2 separate regions of the Homo sapiens genome follow, and region 2 is linked to region 1. A link is a contact called in ENCODE Hi-C or POLR2A ChIA-PET data. All regions are on one chromosome and are shown on one strand. The core of a region is the stretch at or near the end of the contact, and the rest is flanking DNA. Distances in the headings are between cores, read along the strand shown.

The links. A loop is a pair of places that touch in the nucleus more often than their neighbours do. ChIA-PET counts read pairs that join two places held with the same protein, here RNA polymerase II (POLR2A). Pooled maps may share reads with other maps.
Region 2: a loop to region 1 is called in a map of CD8-positive, alpha-beta T cell, with 10 times the contacts of the local background. The contact joins the promoter of C1GALT1C1 here to the promoter of RNF113A in region 1. A Hi-C loop is called at or near these places in 1 of 168 maps with a recorded cell type or tissue (CD8-positive, alpha-beta T cell) and 5 of 50 pooled maps. POLR2A ChIA-PET finds 5 or more read pairs at or near these places in 2 of 52 experiments (Caco-2 and GM12878).

What each region holds. Positions count from the first base shown.
Region 1 is chrX:119,870,334-119,873,863 of GRCh38, reverse strand. RNF113A (ring finger protein 113A) reads left to right here and starts at 2,131. Exons shown (of 1, transcript NM_006978.3): 1 at 2,131-3,389. The coding sequence starts at 2,251. The coding sequence ends at 3,282. It overlaps NDUFA1 (NADH:ubiquinone oxidoreductase subunit A1), which reads right to left and starts at 2,032. Exons shown (of 3, transcript NM_004541.4): 1 at 1,851-2,032; 2 at 471-560. The coding sequence starts at 1,952. RefSeq lists an enhancer at 1,709-2,418.
Region 2 is chrX:120,628,500-120,631,985 of GRCh38, reverse strand. It overlaps C1GALT1C1 (C1GALT1 specific chaperone 1), which reads left to right and starts at 1,932. Exons shown (of 2, transcript NM_001011551.3): 1 at 1,932-2,069. RefSeq lists a silencer at 1,695-1,964 and an enhancer at 1,624-2,551.

The DNA of each region.
Region 1 (3,530 bases), core at 882-3,381:
TTTTTGAAAGTATTTTTATAATCTTAGATAGAAAAGGCCTTTGTACGGGAGACATAAAAACCTAGAATCCAGAACAACAAAACATGATACATTGAATATCAAAATTTAGAACTACCTGATGAAAAACATCATAAAGTAAAAAAGACAAACAGCAGACTGGGAAAAATGTCATATATAAAATAGACAAAAAAATTAAAGTCTAGAATATATAAAGAACCATAGCTCAAAAAGAAAAAGACAATGGAACAGGCAAAGGATATAGGCAACAATCCACAGAATAAGAAATATATGACAGAAGAAAAACTAAAAAAAAAAAAGAAATATAAAAGATTAAATATGTAAAAAGATGCCAACCTCACTAGTAGATAAGAAAATGCTAGTTATATATTAGCACTGTATGACCCTTGGCAAGGCATTACCAGAACCCACCTCAACCCTGGCAAAAGGCTGGCATCAGAGTGGCATCTTACCTTTGACACATAGTAACGATCAACTCCAGAGATGCGCCTATCTCTTTCCATCAGACTCCAGTGATACCCAAAATGAGCAACCCTTTTTTCCTTCAAATAAGAGACAATTATTGTTGCAGTTTATAAAAGTGAGTGACCCAATTGATAGATACTACAATTTTTAAAAGGGACATTCCAGAGAAATGGAATCATCGTTTAAATAAAAATGCAAATTAGTAGTACAAAGAACAGAATCTCCTAAATAAAATCAGACCACTAAACTTTAGGATTAAGTTGGTACCTGTGACTTTTTACACTATTTTAACCAACATGAATTTTTTTTCCTTTTTTTTTAAAAAAAAAAAAAAAGAAATATCTAGTTGTTGTCTTTTGGGACACTAAGAAACAACAGCTGTAGATCACACGTGAAGAACAATAACAAAATCAAAAAGTAAATAAATTTATATCCTGTACTCTTGAGATGATGTGAAGGACTAGGAAGAGGGGAAAATGAATCCTGATGTAAAAAAACAAGATCTCGCAGTAAATTCCTAAAGGCTTGCAAGAGAAAGTGGGGAATAAAAAAGTCAAGGGTGGCCGGTCGCGGCGGCTCACGCCTGTAATCCCAGCACTTTGGGAGATCAAGGCGGGTGGATCAACCGAGGTCAGAAGTTCGAGACCAGCCTCGCCAACATGATGAAACCCCGCCTCTACAAAAAAAAAAAAAAAGCCAGGCGTGGTCCCGGCTACTCGGGAGGCTGAAGCAGGAAAATTTCTTTCTTTATTTATTTTTTTTTGAGACGGAGTTTCGCTCTTGTTGCCCAGGCTGGAGTGCAGTGGCGCGATCTCGGCTCATCGCAACCTCCGCCTCCTGGGTTCAAGTGATTCTCCTGCCTCAGCCTCCCGAGTAGCTGGGATTACAGGCATGCGCCACCACGCCCAGCTAATTTTGTATTTTTAGGAGAGACGGGGTTTCTCCATGTTGGTCAGGCTGGTATCGAACTCCCGACCTCAGGTGATCCGCTCGCCTCGGTCTCCCAAAGTGCTGGGATTACAGGCGTGATCCACCGCGCCCAACCAGGAGAATCTCTTGAACCCAGAAGGCGGAGGTTGCAGTGAGCGATTCTCAGGCTTGAGCCACCTTTTCTAATCTACCTTCCCGGCCCCCGCGTCGCTACTCTGCCCTAAGGCCCACTCTGATACACCCAGAAACGCTGTTTTTCACTAGAGCAGGATGTAGTTTCTATCGGGCTTCGTTTCGCAAGCCTCGGCTTCTAGGCAACCGGAAGCAAGTAGAGGGCCGACCTCGGAGAGAGGGTTCGCAGGCTGACGGTCTCCCTGCCCACCACCCTTTTCGGAAATCAGCCCGTGGAGTCGGCCCCCGGGCCGAAGCCGGCTTACCTTGCCCCCGTTAGTGAACCTGTGGATGTACGCAGTAGCCAGTCCTGGAATCAACAAGCACACGCCCATGACGGAGAGTCCGGGGAGAATCTCGAACCACATCTCTGCCCCGTTACCTAGGCCAAAACCCTACTTCTGGGTCCTTGAAAGGTGACCTGGCTTCGCCTCTCTTCCCAGCAAGCCCCGCGGCCGCCCGCGAGCGGGGCGGTGCCACGTACGGCTCCGGAAGAAGCGACGGAATCTGCTAGGGCACAAGAGAGACGGGCGCTCGGGCTCTCGCAGTCCTCTTCCGTCAGTGTCTTTTGCTTCGACTCCCGGCGGAGCGCGCAACGTGGAGTGACGTGCAGGGGCCAAGTGCAACCCAGGCAGCCACGGCTGTTTCGGAGCTCAGGACTCTAAAATGGCAGAGCAGCTTTCTCCAGGAAAGGCGGTGGATCAGGTGTGCACCTTCCTTTTCAAAAAGCCTGGGCGGAAAGGGGCTGCTGGACGCAGAAAGCGCCCGGCCTGCGACCCAGAGCCCGGAGAAAGCGGCAGCAGTAGCGACGAAGGCTGCACTGTGGTTCGACCGGAAAAGAAGCGGGTGACCCACAATCCAATGATACAGAAGACCCGTGACAGTGGTAAACAGAAGGCGGCTTACGGCGACTTGAGCAGCGAAGAGGAAGAGGAAAATGAGCCCGAGAGTCTCGGCGTGGTTTATAAATCCACCCGTTCGGCGAAACCCGTGGGACCAGAGGATATGGGAGCGACAGCTGTCTATGAGCTGGACACAGAGAAAGAGCGCGATGCACAAGCCATCTTTGAGCGCAGCCAGAAGATCCAGGAGGAGCTGAGGGGCAAGGAGGATGACAAGATCTATCGGGGAATCAACAATTATCAGAAATACATGAAGCCCAAGGATACGTCTATGGGCAATGCCTCTTCCGGGATGGTGAGGAAGGGCCCCATCCGAGCGCCCGAGCATCTACGTGCCACCGTGCGCTGGGATTACCAGCCCGACATCTGTAAGGACTACAAAGAGACTGGCTTCTGCGGCTTCGGAGACAGCTGCAAATTCCTCCATGACCGTTCAGATTACAAGCATGGGTGGCAGATCGAACGTGAGCTTGATGAGGGTCGCTATGGTGTCTATGAGGATGAAAACTATGAAGTGGGAAGCGATGATGAGGAAATACCATTCAAGTGTTTCATCTGTCGCCAGAGCTTCCAAAACCCAGTTGTCACCAAGTGCAGGCATTATTTCTGCGAGAGCTGTGCACTGCAGCATTTCCGCACCACCCCGCGCTGCTATGTCTGTGACCAGCAGACCAATGGCGTCTTCAATCCAGCGAAAGAATTGATTGCTAAACTAGAGAAGCATCGAGCTACAGGAGAGGGTGGTGCTTCCGACTTGCCAGAAGACCCCGATGAGGATGCAATTCCCATTACTTAGGTTTCCCATAATTCTTAAATTTAAAAAATAAACGTTTTGTTCTTTTGGAAGTCTTACTTCGTGTCCTTCCTTTGTAGAGAAAGTGACAGAGCAGGCGGGTGGTGAAGTAGGGTCCTGGATTAAAAGCTTCAAGGTAGGTATAATCAGGATTTTTAGCCCTAGGATAACCATTTTGCCTGTGTTTCTTTTCAGAACACTTTGGCATAAATTATAGGGGTGGGAGTAGTTTGAGAAAAGAGCTATAATTT
Region 2 (3,486 bases), core at 683-3,182, 760 kb before region 1:
CTCGCCCGGCTAATTTTTTGTATTTTTAGTAGAGACGGGGTTTCACTGTGTTAGCCAGGATGGTCTCGATCTCCTGACCTCGTGATCCGCCCGCCTCGGAGTCTCGCTCTTTCGCCCAGGCCAGACTGCAGTGGCGCTATCTCGGCTCACTGCAAGCTCCGCCTCCCGGGTTCACGGCATTCTCCTGCCTCAGCCTCCCGAGTAGCTGGGACTACAGGCGCATGCCACCGCGCCCGGCTAATTTTTTGTATTTTTAGTAGAGACAGGGTTTCACCGTGTTAGCCAGGATGGTCTTGATCTCCTGACCTCAGGTGATCCACCTGCCTCGGCCTCCCACAGTTTTGGGATTACAGGCGTGAGCCACTGCGCCTGGCCAAAAATGAATTTTAAAAGACAGATCGGTGGCTCACACCTGTAATCCCAGCACTGTGGAAGGCCGAGGCGGGTGGAACACCTGAGGTCAGGAGTTCGAGACCAGCCTGGCCAACACGGCGAAACCCCGTCTCTACTAAAAAAAAAAATAATAATAACCAGACGTGGTGGCGCACACCTGTAATCCTAGCCACTAGGGAGGCTGAGGCAGGAGAATCACTTGAACCCGGGAGGCAGAGGCTGCAGTGAACCGAGATCCCGCCATTGCACTCCAGCCTGGGCAAAAAGAACGAAACTCGGTCTCAAAAAAAAAAAAAAAAAAAAGAGACACATCAAATATTTCGTGGAAAGAGAGCTCTGCACTCTTAATTAGAAGACCTGGGGGCCGTGCGCAGTGGCTCAAGCCTGTAATCCCAGCACTTTGGGAGGCCGAGGCGGGTGGATCACCTGAGGTCAGGAATTCAAGACCAGCCTGGCCAACCCCGTCTCTACTAATAATACAAAAATTAGCCGGGCGTGGTGGCGGGCGTCTGTAATCCCAGCTGCTAGGGAGGCTGAGGTAGAAGAATCGCTTGAACCCGGGAGGCAGAGGTTGCAGTGAGCCGAGATCGTGCCATTGCACTCCAGCCTGGGCAACAAGAGTGAAACTCCGTCTCAAAAAAAAAAAAAAAAGAGACCTGGATTCCAGTCCCACCTCTGCCATTAACTTGCTGTGTGGACTTTTGAAATTTCCTTATCCTTTTTAGGCCTGGTTCCTCAGCTGTAGTTCTAATATTCATTAATTCCACTAATATTTACTGTCCACTGCGTGCTGGCACTGTGGTTAAGTACTAGAAATACTGGGGTGAATAATAACAGCCAGTACTTTTTAGTAAATGCTTACTCTAGGCTTGAAATTTTGCTAAGGGAGTCATATGCACTATCTCATCTAATTTTCTATGAAATAGGCACTACTGTGACATTTTCTGTACTTTACAAATGAGGGAACTGAGGCACAGCGAGGTGAAATAACTTTCCTGGGATATCAAAAGGTGTGGTGAAGACAGGATTGGATTCCAGGCAGTGGGGCTTCAGATCTCATTCCAGTAATAATAGGAAACCGTTGGTGTCATAATTACGTGACTATTTCAGTGGCTTGCGTTTTGGTCTCAGCCCAGGAGTACTGGGGGGGTGGGCAATATGAGGGTTCAAGGACGCAGGGGTACATCAGAGAAACCATCAAGAGGTCTGATAAAAAGCGACACCGGGAGCAAGAATCTCTCGCTCTCGCAATTTCCATGCCAGGAAGGTGAAATGGGAGGTGTCAGCGAGTCGTACGCACGGCCTCTTCTCTGGACGCCCGTTGGGTAAAGGAGAGCGTCCGGGTCACGCAGGCCTATAGCAAGTCTCTGAACTCGGCAGGGGGCGGGGAGAAAGGGCACGCAGTGTGCGCGCAGCGGGCGCGCCGGCCCTTCCGACGCCTGCGCGGGCGGGCAAACGGACGGCTCCGCCCAGCCGCCGGCTCCTTTACCCCGCCCCACTACCCCCGCCTTCGCGGCGCTCGTTTCCTGGCGCTCCCCACCTTTAGCGAGACCAACGAGAGAACACCGCCTGCAGCTAGAACAGCCTGGTCAGGAGCGTAACGGAGTGGTGCGCCAACGTGAGAGGAAACCCGTGCGCGGCTGCGCTTTCCTGTCCCCAAGCCGTTCTAGACGCGGGTGAGTGGCGGGGCCTCGACCCCCACCCCAAGCGCACCCTGACTCCCCTCCCTCTCTTGGGGGAGGCCTGGGCCCCAGCCCTCTCCCAGCATGCTCCACGCGGGATGCTTGGGCAGGTGCAGCGGGAGGATTGTCAGCACAGGAGACCGAGAGTCTTCTTCCTGGGGGCGCTCTCTTGGTCCCTCAGAGGGATATCGAGGTTACCATGTCCTCCCTCTCACTTCTCTTCCCTATTTCGTCTTCGTTTTCCGTACTTCACCCCAACTACCTTCACCCAAAAAGGTTCATCTAAAAACCATTGGGGTAGTTTCTGTTTCATTTGTGCTCGTGTGCAGTTTTGTTTCCTTCTGCACAAAGTATCCTATCATATGCATCCCTAGTGTTATATTTTTTGCCTCTGTGATGGGGAAAAAATCTCCTTAGAATAATTTTTGCAAATTATTTTATTTAAAATGTGTAGACTTACTGAGTTTTGATCACTATTTTTGCAGCCAGGAGTAGGATCACCATCAGGAAGAATTCTGACACATATGCCATAATTGAGCAAAGAAACATGTGAATTATGTATTGGCCAGAAATAATGAAAACTGCGTGACATGAAATACAAAAATCCTATATAAATTAATCTTAGAGTGCACCTGACAATTCTTTTTCTTTTTTCTTTCTTTCTTTCTTTTTTTTTTTTGAAACAGAGTCTCGCTCTTGTTGCCCAGGCCGGAGTGCTGTGGTGCGATCTTGGCTCACTGCCTGCAACCTCCGCCTCCCGGGTTCAAGCAATTCTCCTGCCTCAGCCTCCTGAGTAGCTGGGATTACAGTCATATGCCACCATGCCCGGCTAATTTTTGTATTTTTAGTCGAGACAGGGTCTCACCATGTTGGCCAGGCTGGTCTTGAACTCCCTACCTCAGGTGATCCACCTGCCTCGGCCTCCCAAAGTGCTGGGATTACAGGCGTGAGCCACCGCACACAGCCGACAATTCTAATATTATGCCGAGCTTGTTTTCTGTCACTTCTCTTCTTGGAACTGTGTTTATTGACCAAGTTCTGTGAGTGACACAGGAAAGTCTTCCTGCCTCTTGCCCCACCCACCGCTCAGAAATTACATCTGCCAAGCTATTCCACACCTTGTCTTTCTGGTAGAAGTCAAAATTCCATTTCCTCTAGCAGAAAACCACAGGAGTGGTTTCCTTGTAGCAATATGGTGCTGTTGGGTGCAAAATATCAGTTATGGTCAACAGATCCCACTTTTTTCCCATTTGTATGAAAACAAGGATATTCAGTAACCCATTTATTAAACTCTAATGTGGTAGAAGCACTATGGCAATTATTCTTCTGTAATGGAAAAAAACCATTAAACTGATATTGAGAAATGTGGTTTCTAGTCCACTTATACCACTGTCTAACTGTGTGACTGAGT